Linked DNA regions of Homo sapiens: region 2 is linked to region 1. Evidence: read pairs that join two places in POLR2A ChIA-PET (ENCODE). Cell type or tissue: Panc1. All regions are shown on one strand. Each heading gives the region's core, and the rest is flanking DNA. Links, peaks and the distances in the headings are about the cores only. Region 1 overlaps OGDH (oxoglutarate dehydrogenase). Region 2 has its middle 35 kb from the start of ZMIZ2.

Region 1 (5,369 bases), core at 277-5,276:
GTCTTGTTTCTCCACATACTTGCCAGCATTTGGTGATGTTACTTTTTTTATTATAGCCATTCCAATAAATGTGTAGTAATGTCTCTTTGTGGTTGTAATTTGCATTTTTCTGATGGCTAATGATGTTGAACATCTTTTCATGTGCTTATTTGCCATCTGTCTATTCTCTCTTTTTTTGGAAGAGATGGGATCTTGCTATGTTGCCCAGGCTGGTCTTGAACTCCTGGGATCAAGTGATCCTCCTGTCTTAGCCTCCCAAAGGCTAGGATTTCAGGCATGAGCCACCATGCCTGGCCCCTGTATACTCTCGGGTGAAATGTCTGTTCATATCTTTTGTTCATTTCGTAATTAGATTGTTCGGTTTTTGTTAACTGTTGAGCTTTGAGAATTCCTAATGTATTCTAGATACCACTGCTTTGTTGGATATGTAGTTTGCAGATATTTTCTCCTAGTCAGCAGCATGTCTTTTCATCTTGGTTTTTTTTTTGTTTGTTTGTTTGTTTTGTTTTTGAGATGGAGTCTCGTTCTGTCCCCCAGGCTGGAGTGCAGTGGCGTAATCTCTACAACCTCTGCCTCCCAGGTTCAAGCGATTCTTCCGCCTCAGCCTCCTGAGTAGCTGGGATTACAGGCGCTTGCCACCACACCTGGCTAATTTTTGTATTTTTAGTAGAGACGGGGTTTCACCGTGTTGGTCAGGCTGGTCTCGAACTCCTGACCTCGCGATCTGTCCACCTCAGCCTCCCAGAGTGCTGGGATTACAGGCGTGAGCCACTGCTCCTAGCCCTTTTCATCTTTTTGTTTGTTTGTTTGTTTGAGACGGAGTCTTGCTCTGTTGCCCAGGCTGGAGTGCAGTGGTGCAATCTTGGCTCACTGCAACCTCCACCTCCCCGGTTCAAGCCTTTCTCAGCCTCCCAAGTAGCTGGGACTACAGCCGCGTGCCACCACGCCCGGCTAATTCTTTTGTATTTTTAGTAGAGACGGGCTTTTACTGTGTTAGCCAGGATGGTCTGGATCTCCTGACCTCGTGATCGACACCCCCTTGGCCTCCCAAAGTGCTGGGATTACAGGCGTGAGCCACCGCGCTCAGCCCCTTTTCATCTTCTTAACGGGGTCTTTTGCAAAGCAAAAGTTTATAATTTTGATGAGGTCTGGTTTACCAATTTTATCTTTTGTTAGATTGCTTTTGGTGTTGAGTTGAAGAACTCTTTGCCTAGCCCAAATTCCTGAAGATTTTATCATATGTATTTTTCTAAATTTTTTTTTTTTTTTTTTTGGAGACACGGTCTTACTCTGTCACCCCAGGCTGGAGTGCAGTGGCATGATCACAGCTCACCGCAGCCTCAACCTCCTGGGCTCAGGTGATCCGGTGATCCTCACACCTCAGCCTCCTGAGTAGCTAAGAGTACCGGAGTCTGCACCATGCCTGGCTAATTTTTGTATTTTTTGTTTTTTGGTTTTTTGAGACGGAGTCTCGCTCTGTCGCCCAGGCTGGAGTGCTGGAGTGCAGTGGCACGATCTCAGCTCACTGCAACCTCCGCCTTCCGGGTTCATGCCATTCTCCCACCTCAGCCTCCTGAGTAGCTGGGACTACAGGTGCCCGCCACCATGCCCGGCTAATTTTTTTTTTTTGTATTTTTTAGTAGAGACGGGGTTTCACTGTGTTACCCAGGATGGTCTCGATCTCCTGACCTCGTGATCCCCCCCGCCTCGGCCTCCCAAAGTGCTGGGATTACAGGCGTGAGCCACCGTGCCTGGCCTAATTTTTGTATTTTTTGTAGGGACGGGTTTTGCCATGTTGCCCAGACTGGTCTCAAACTCCTGGGGTCAAGCAATCCTCCCACCTTGGCTTCCTGAAGTGCCAGGATTACAGGCGTGAGCCACTGCGCCTGGCCACTTTTATAAAATTTTTAAATTTTACATTTAAATCTATGATTCATTTAGACTTAATTTCTTTTTTCTTTTTTTTTTTATGTTTTCACTTTATGGTACTTTTTGATGAACAGTTTTTAATTTTAATGTAATTGATATAAATTTAGTCTTGTGGCCAGCTTTTTTTGAGTCCTAAAGACTCAAGATCAAATAGATATTCTAAAAGTTTTAATGTTTTTTTTTATTATTATGCTTTAAGTTCTGGGGTACATGTGCACAACATGCAGGTTTGTTACATATGTATACATGTGCCATGTTGGTGTGCTGCACCCATTAACTCGTCATTTACATTAGGTATATCCATTTGGAGTTAATTTCTGTATGTGGTTTAAAGTTTGAGTGTTTTTTGGTTTTTGTGGGGGGTTTTTGCTTATGAATATCTAACCAGCACCGTTTGTTTGAGAAGACTGTTTTTCTTCCATTGAATTGCTTTTGCACTTTCGTCAGAAATCACTTGGCTGTACTTGTGTGACTCTGTTTCTGATTCTCTGTTGCATTCCATTGATCTTTGTGTCTATCCCATCACCAATACCGAGAGTTTTTATTATTGTAGCTCATAAGAAGTCTCAAAATCGGATAGATTGATTTCTCTCACTTCTTTTTCAAAATTGTTTCAGCTAATCTAGTTCTTTTGCCTTTCTTTTTTTTTTCTTGTGACGGAGTCTTACTCTGTTGCCCAGGCTGGAGTGCAATGGGCATGATCTCGGCTCACTGCAACCTCTGCATCCTGGGTTCAAGCGATTCTCCTGCCTCAGACCCCCGAGTAGGTGGGACTACAGGCATGCACCACCACACCCTGCTAATTTTTTTTATTTTTAGTAGAGATGGGGTTTCACCATGTTGGCCAGGCTGGTCTTGAACTCCTGATCTCATGATCCACTCGCCTCGGCCTCCCAAAGTGCTAGGATTACAGGCGTGAGCCACCACGCCTGGCCACCTTTCTTCATTATACTTATTTATTATTTTTGAGGCAGGGTCTTACTCTGTCACCCAGGCTGGAGTAGAGTGGCATTATCACAGCTCACTGCAGCCTCTACTTCCAGGCTCAAGCAATCTTGCTACTTCAGCCTCCTGAGTAGCTGGGACTGCAGGCACGTACCACCACGCCTGGCTGTTTTTTTTCTTTTCTTTTCTTTTCTTTTCTTTTTTTTGAGACGGAGTGTCACTCTGTCGCCCAGGCTGGAGTGCAGTGGCGCGATCTCGGCTCACTGCAACCTCCGCCTCCTGGGTTCAAGCAATTCTCCTGCCTCAGCCTCCTGAGTAGCTGGGACTACAGGCACGTGCCACCAACGTAATTTTTTTGTATTTTTAGTAGAGACAGGGTTTCACCATGTTAGCCAGGATGGTCTCGATCTCCTGACCTCGTGATCCACTTGCCTCTGCCTCCCAAAGTGCTGGGATTACAGGCATGAGCCACTGCGCCTGGCTTGTTTTTGTTTTTGTTTTTTGAGACAGTCTCACTTTGTCGCCCAGGCTGGAATGCAGTGTTGTGATCTCGGCTCACTGCAACCTCTGCCTCCCAGATTCATGTTATTCTCTCACCTCGGCCTCCTGAGTAACTGGGACTATAGGCACCCGCCACCACACCTGGCTGTTTTGTTTGTTTGTTTATTTGTTTGTTTGTTTGTTTTGAGACGGAGTCTCACTCTGTCACCCAGGCTGGAGTGCAGTGATGCGATCTTGGCTCACCGCAAGCTCTGCCACCCAGGTTCACGCCATTCTTCTGCTCAGTCTCCCGAGTAGCTGGGACTATAGGCGCCCACCACCATGCCTGGCTAATTTTTTGTATTTTTAGTAGAGATGGGGTTTCACCGTGTTAGCCAGGATGGTCTCAATCTCCTGGCCTCGTGATCCACCCGTCTCGGCCTCCCAAAGTGCTGGGATTACAGGCGTGAGCCACCACGCCCGGCTATAATTTTTATATTTTTAGTCGAGATGGGGTTTCACCATGTTGGCCAGGCCGTTCTCAAACTCCTGACCTCAAGTCATCTGCCCACATCGGCCTCCCAAAGTGCTGGGATAACAGGTGTGAGCCACTGGGCCCAGCCACCTGGCTTTTTTTTTTTTTTTTTTTTGAAGATGGCATTTTGCTGTTGTTGCACAGGCTGGAGTGCCATGGCGTGATCTCAGCTCACTGCAACCTCCACCTCTCAGGTTCAAGTGATTCTCCTGCCTCAGCCTCCCGAGTAGCTGGGATTACAGGTATGTGCTGCCACTCCCAGCTAATTTTGTATTTTTAGTTGAGACGGGGTTTCTCCATGTTGGTCAGGCTGGTCTGAAACTCCCAAACTCGGGCCATCCGCTCGCCTCGGCCTCCCAAAGTGCTGGGATTACAGGCATGAGCCACGGCACCTGGCCTAGCTGTCTTTTTAAAATTTTTATTTTTTGTAGATATAGGGTCTTGCTCTGTTGCCAAGGCTGGTCTCAAACCCCTAGGCAAGCTATCCTTTCACCTCAGCCTCCCAAAGTGCTGGGATTACAGGCCTTTTTTTTTTTTTTTCTTGTGTATAATGCACCATTTCTCTCTGGCTGCCTTCAAGGTTTTGGTTTTTTTTGTTTTTTTTGTTTGTTTGTTTTTTGTATTGAGTTTTCTGAATTTGTTTATGATGTGTCTTGGTGTGCATTTATTTGGGTTTATTCTTCACGGGGTTCTTTATGCCTTTTGCCAGATTTGGGAGATTTGTAGCCATTATTTCTTTGAATGCTTTTCCAGCCCCTCCTTCTGCCTTCATCAGGGACTCCAATGACATTAATATTAGATCTTTTGTTATTTCCCTGAGGCCTTGTTCTGTCTTCAAGTTCACTGATTTCCTCTGTCTTTATTCTGCCCTTTAACCCATGCTAAAGCTTTTTTCTTTTGCTTAGTGCATTTTTCAGTTCTGAAATGTCTGTTTTGTTCTCTACATCTTCTCTTTGCTGAAACTTTATTTTTCATTTGTTTCAAGCATGTTCATAGTTGCTCGTGGAAGCATTTTGAGGATGCCTCTTTTAGAATCTTTGTCAGATAATTGTAAGTCTACGTCATCTTGGTATTGGTGTCTATAGATTGTCTTTTTTTGTTTGAAATTATCCCGGTTCTTTTGGTTCTTTTTTTTTTTTTTTTTTTTGAGATGAAGTCTCGCTCTGTCGCCCAGGCTGGAGTGCAGTGGCGCGATCTCAGCTCACTGCAACCTCCTGGGTTCAAGCGATTCTCCTGCCTCAGCCTCCCAAGTAGCTGGGATTACAGGCATGTGCCACCATGCCAGGCTAATTTTTGTATTTTTGTAAAGATAGGGCTTCACCATGTTGGCCAGGCTGGTCTTGAATTCCTGACCTCAAGTGATAACACCTACCTCAGCCTCCCAAAGTGCTGGGATTACAGGTATGAGCCACCATGCCCGGACAAGATTATCCTGGCCCTTGGTGTAAAGAGTGATCTTTGACTTGCAACCTGGACATTC
Region 2 (5,369 bases), core at 90-5,089, 100 kb after region 1:
GAGCTGAAGGGAAATGCAAACCGTTTTTAGGACAAAGAGGCCTTGTTCTGGTCACTGGCGAGCAGCTTGGCCCTGACTCACCCCTGAAGCTCCTGAATTGTCGCCGTTGGGGCAGGGCAGACAGGGACATAACCTACCCAACATCACTGCCAACATCCTTGCGCTTTTCTGGATATAAAAAAGGTACTTCTGGATCCGAAATATCTAAGCTAGATGTGAGAGCGTCAGCTTGCTCCACTGGGGAGGGAACTTCAGAGCCAGCCCCCCTCACCCAAGTACTACTGCTGGTGATGGCTGGGGTGGGTGAGGGTGAAAGAGGGGCATCACCAGCCCCATGAACTCAGTGTGGTCTGAGAGTGCCTTCTGGAGGGGGTGGGGGATGGGGGATGGGGAATGATAGGCTGAGGCTTCACTCCATCCGCATGTTTGTGCAAAGGTGTCCACGCTTGAGAAGGGAGAAGAGGCTGCCAGCCCCACTGGAGTGACTAGGAACCCTACACCCGGATTCCCTCCCTTTCCTCCAGCAGAAACAGAATTGGAATCAATGTCCAGTGATACTTCAGGCCTAACTTTGGTAGGGTAGTGAGCTCCCTGTCGGGATAGTATTCGACTGGGATTTCACTGTACAGAGATGGTAGAAATGTCCCTGTGTAGGATTCCGTGATCTTGTGACCAGCAGGTCTCTGCTCAGGGACCCCTGCTCTGCCCACTCCAGTGTATGCTAGCACACCTGGCTCTCTCAGTCCCCAAAATAAATCATCAAAGACTTCCCTGAATGACGGCCAGAGCAGGGGGTTTTCTCCAGGATACCCAAAGGGGCCACGTTACCCACCTCCTAAGTCCTCATTCCCCCACCCAGCCTCACCCATCTTCCCAGACCTCTCCTCCCTAGAGCTTCACCGGCCCCCAACCTGGCTCATGGGCTCAGGGCCCCAGATTGCCATGGGAACTTCTGTTAACTCCAAAGTGCCCAAGTCCACCCAGGCCCCTGGCCAGAGTCTCCCTCTCCAGTGCTGTATCCACTGGTGTGTCGGTTGGGTTTGTCAGCCTTGAGACCTGCCAAGACCCTGTCTCCTTTCCAGCTCTCCCCAGCGCAGAACTGGGTTCTGGTCTGCCTCTGAAACTCTTGACCTGGGCACCCTGAGTCCCTTCCCTTCCCAGACCTCTACCCTGTGTAGGGAACCAGCCCTAGTGGGAAAAGTCACTACTGAACAGGCCCCGAGGATAGGGGCTGTTCCCTCTGTGCCAGGTCTTCTCTCTCATTTCCTCTGCTCACTCTGGTCCTGAAGGTCAGGCTTAACAGAGTTTAGCACCTAGGTTCAATGAAGGGTCTGGGCTGTGGATCAAGGAACAGTTTTGCTTAGTTCTGGAGTTAGCAAAGCCGCATTGCCTCATTTGTCACAGCCAGAGGCCAGGAAAGGAAGGTAAACAGATTAGTGACCAGGTTGGTATGTCCAGAGGCTGTAGTGGTCTGTGGGAGCAGATGTTACCGGCACCCAGAGGTGTTGGAGGGAAATGGGTGGAGCTTAGAGATCCAGGTGAGATAAAAACTTGGGCGGAAGGCAGATAGATGTCAGGAAGGCTTGCCTGGCCAACCGCAACGTGGAACTGGGAGACAGTAGGTCAGAGGGGTGTGTAGGGGGTGGGGGAGGCTGAATTTGAAATCTTTGTGACCTCCAGGTGGAAATGTCAGGGAGGCCATTGGCTTTATGGATCAGAGCAGGGAAACGCACTGGGTCCTATGCATCATCTGTGGGTGGGGGTCCTGGCCCCTGGGGCACTGGATAAGACAGTGGGAAGAAAGGAGGTGGGGAGCAGGCCCCCGACAGCTAACCATGTGCCTCTGCAGAGCAGGGGGTGAGTCTAGATGTCCAAGGGGAGTCTCCTTTTCTTCTCCACCCAGCCCCAGATCTTGTCCCTCCCTAGGTTTTTTGTTTGGTTGGTTGGTTGGTTGATTTTTGGAGATGGAGTCTGGCTCTGTCACCTAGGCTGGAGTGCAGTGGTGCGATCTCTGCTCACTGCAAACTCTGCCTCCTGGGTTCACGCCATTCTCCTGCCTCAGCCTCCCGAGTAGCTGGGACTACAGGCGCCCGCCACCACGCCCGGCTAATTTTTTTGTATTTTTAGTAGAAACGGGGTTTCACCATATTAGCCAGGATGGTCTCGATCTCCTGACCTCGTGATCCACCCATCTTGGCCCCCCAAAGTGCTGGGATTACAGGCATGAGCCACCACACCCGGTGTCCCTCCCTAGGTGTTTTTAATCAGCCATGCCAGTAACCTGGCAGTGCCACTGGGCATTCTGTACCCCTTATTCCCTTCCCCTGCTGGGGCTGTGCCAGGAGCCACCTGCTCGTCTCTTCAGGGCTGTAGGACTGCCGTGTTACTGCAAAATGATCTTCAAACTCAGATTGGATCCTGTCTGTCCCCTGTAGGAAACCACTAGCTCACCTTCCCCAGCAGTCTGGTTGCTTAGGGGGCTGTCCTCCCTCCCCACTGGTGCTCCAGGCTGCACAAAGAGGACCTGGAGAGGAACTAGGTGGCCCCCCTTCATCTCCTCGCTCCCTCTCCCTGGAATCCCTTTCCCTGCCTTGTCTGCGGAGCCCACTCCCTCCCAGCCCACCCTGTCACTCAGGAGCTGTGTGTGTGTCACCATCCTGCCACTGGTTTGTTTGCTGTCCCCCACATTGGCTGCAGTGCCTGGCACATGGCAGGGACTCCCTTGGGCTTCCAGGATGAAGGGATACTTGCTTGTCTATTACATTTTCCCTCTATTGGAGAGGTGGTAACTAAAGACTGAGCAGAAAGGCTGGTAATAGGAAAATGGAACAGGACTTTGGCCATCATTTTGGGAAGCTACCATAGCTCTTTCCTTCCAAGACTCAATACCAGAGCCCCTTATGCCACGGTGGGCCAGGTCCTGCCTAGATTTCCAAAGTTGGGATGGGACCCCCTACCCCCTCCCCACCCTTCATCCAGGGCTTATTTACTGAGTGGCTGGCACTTGCTCTTTGGGGTTCAAGGCACCACAAACGTTGTGTTCATTCTGTGTTGTAAGAACCTTCTAACTCCCGCCCAATGCTGGCCATTTCTACTTCCCCGAAGGGGCCTCCTGAAACTGTCATTGCAGAATTGTAACTGAGACAGTGACAGAGTTCTGACCTGGCCAACTCCATCCTGTTTCTGACCTCCAAGCTGTCTTTGTCCATTCCCGGGCATAGGCTGAACTAATTTTAGGAGGAACTTAGTTTATAGTTTGTAGTTTGACACAAATATAACTGCCTTTTCCCAAAACAAACCCCCTTCTTGCCTGGGACGAGACTGCCTTTATAGGACTAACAAATTAGTCAAACATGTTAGAAATTTTGGTTTAGGAGTCATATCCCTAGAGGCTACAAGATTCTGATGCTCCCCAAGTAGTCGCTCCTGGTGATAACATCACTATTGTAAAACCTAAGATAAGTGCTTGAGATATTCTGCAGACCCTGCACTAGATGGATCAGCTGGCACCACTCAGGTTGATAAACTGGCTCATGTGATCTTGGGGCCCCCACTCGGGAACTGACCTAGCACAAGAGGACAGTTCAGCTCCCTATGATTTAATCTCCAACCCAACCAATCAGCACTCCTGACTCACTGGCTGCCTCCCCCTACCCACCAAACTATCCTTAAAAACTCTGATCCCCAAATGCTCAAATGCTCAGGGACACTGACTTGAGTAATAATAAAATTTCAGGCTGGGTGCAGTGGCTCACGCCTGTAATCCCAGCACTTTGGGAGGCCAAGGCAGGTGGATCACCTGAGGTTAGGAGTTTAAGACCATCCTGGCCAGGGTGGGCTGCAGCCCCTCGGAGGCTCACTGCAACCTCTGCCTCCCAGGTTCAAGCGATTCTCCTGCCTCAGCCTCCCGAGTAGCAGGATTACAGGTGCCCACCAGCACGCCCGGCTAATTTTTGTATTTTTAGTAAAGATGGAGTCTCACTTTGTTGGTCAGGCTGGTCTCAAACTCCTGACCTCAGATTATCCACCTGCCTCAGCCCCCCAAAGTGCTGGGATTACAGGAGTGAGCCATCATGCCGGGCAATTTTTTTTTTAAAATATACATGGGTTTTTGCCATGTTGCCCAGGCTGGTCTCAAACTCCTGGGCTCAAGCAATCCACCCTCAGCCTCCCAAGTTCTGGGATTACAGGCATGAGCCATCACACTCAGGAGTTTGAGAACAGCCTGGCCAACGTGGTGACCAAACTGCGTCTCTACTAAAAATACAAAAAAATTAGCTGGGCATGGTGATGCATACCTGTCACTAGTTGGGTATTATTTGTTTGGGTCTGTTTCTGGGTTTGCTACTCTATGCATTGATCTTTGTCTTTATTCTTCACCAATACCACACTGTCTTTTTAGTTACGTAATGAATTTTTTATTTTTTTGAGACAGGGTCTCACTCCGTCAACCAGGCTGGAGTGCAATGGCGCAATCTCGGCTCACTGCAACCTCCTCCTCCTGGGTTCAAGTGATTTTCCTGCCTCAGCCTCCTGAGTAGCTGGGATTACAAGTGTGCACCACCATGCCCGGCTAATTTTTGTATTCTTGGTAGAGACAGGTTTTCACCATATAGGTCAGGCTGGTCTCGAACTCTTGACCTCAAGTGATCCACCTGCCTGGCTTCCCAAAGTGCTGGGATTGCAAGCATGAGCCACCGCACCCGACTGCCTACATGTTTTTTGTTTTTGTTTGTTTGGTTGGGTTTTTTTTTGAGATGGAGTCTCGCTCTGTCACCCAGGCTGGAGTGCAGTGGCGCGATCTCGGGCTCACTGCAAGCTCCACCTCCTGGGTTCACGCCATTCTCCTGCCTCAGCCTCCCGAGTAGCTGGGACTACAGGCGCCTGCCACCACGCCTGGCTAATTTTTTGTATTTTTTTTTTTTAGTAGAGACAGAGTTTCACCATGGTCTCGATCTCCTGACCTTGTGATCCGCATGCCTCGGCCTCCCAAAGTGCTGGGATTACAAGCGTGAGCCACCGCGCCTGGCCTGTTTATTTGTTCTTCGTTTTTTGTTTTTTAGGTGGAGTTTCACTCTTGTTGCCCAGGCTGGAGTGCAGTGTTGCGATCGCAGCTCACTGCAATCTCTGCTTCCCAGGTTCAAGAAATTCTCCTGCCTCAGCCTCCTGAGTAACTGGGATTACAGGCATGTGGCACCAAGCCCAGCTAATTTTTGTATTTTTAGTAGAGACGGGGTTTCTCCATGTTGGTCAGGCTGGTCTCGAACTCCCGACCTCATGTGATCCGCCCACCTCAGCCTCCCAAAGTGCTGGGATTACAGGCGTGAGCCACCATGCCTGGCCGGTTGGTTGTTTTTTAAGACAGTATC

What was found. ChIA-PET counts read pairs that join two places held together with the same protein. Peaks named below come from ENCODE experiments on the same cell type or tissue, not always from the same donor. Only the 100,000 strongest peaks of a DNase experiment are listed, where the experiment ranks them.
Region 2: POLR2A ChIA-PET joins it to region 1 with 5 read pairs; 5 of 35 experiments call an interaction of 5 or more read pairs at or near these places.

What each region holds. Positions count from the first base shown.
Region 1 is chr7:44,609,819-44,615,187 of GRCh38, forward strand. All of the region lies in intron 1 of OGDH (oxoglutarate dehydrogenase), which reads left to right. Among named protein-coding and RNA genes, the nearest start is that of OGDH, 5.9 kb to the left of the region's middle. In Panc1, for the core only: no CTCF peak of the experiment used is centred there; no DNase peak of the experiment used is centred there.
Region 2 is chr7:44,710,756-44,716,124 of GRCh38, forward strand. No RefSeq gene overlaps it. Among named protein-coding and RNA genes, the nearest start is that of ZMIZ2, 35 kb to the right of the region's middle. In Panc1, for the core only: no CTCF peak of the experiment used is centred there; no DNase peak of the experiment used is centred there; H3K27ac peaks cover 1,440 bases.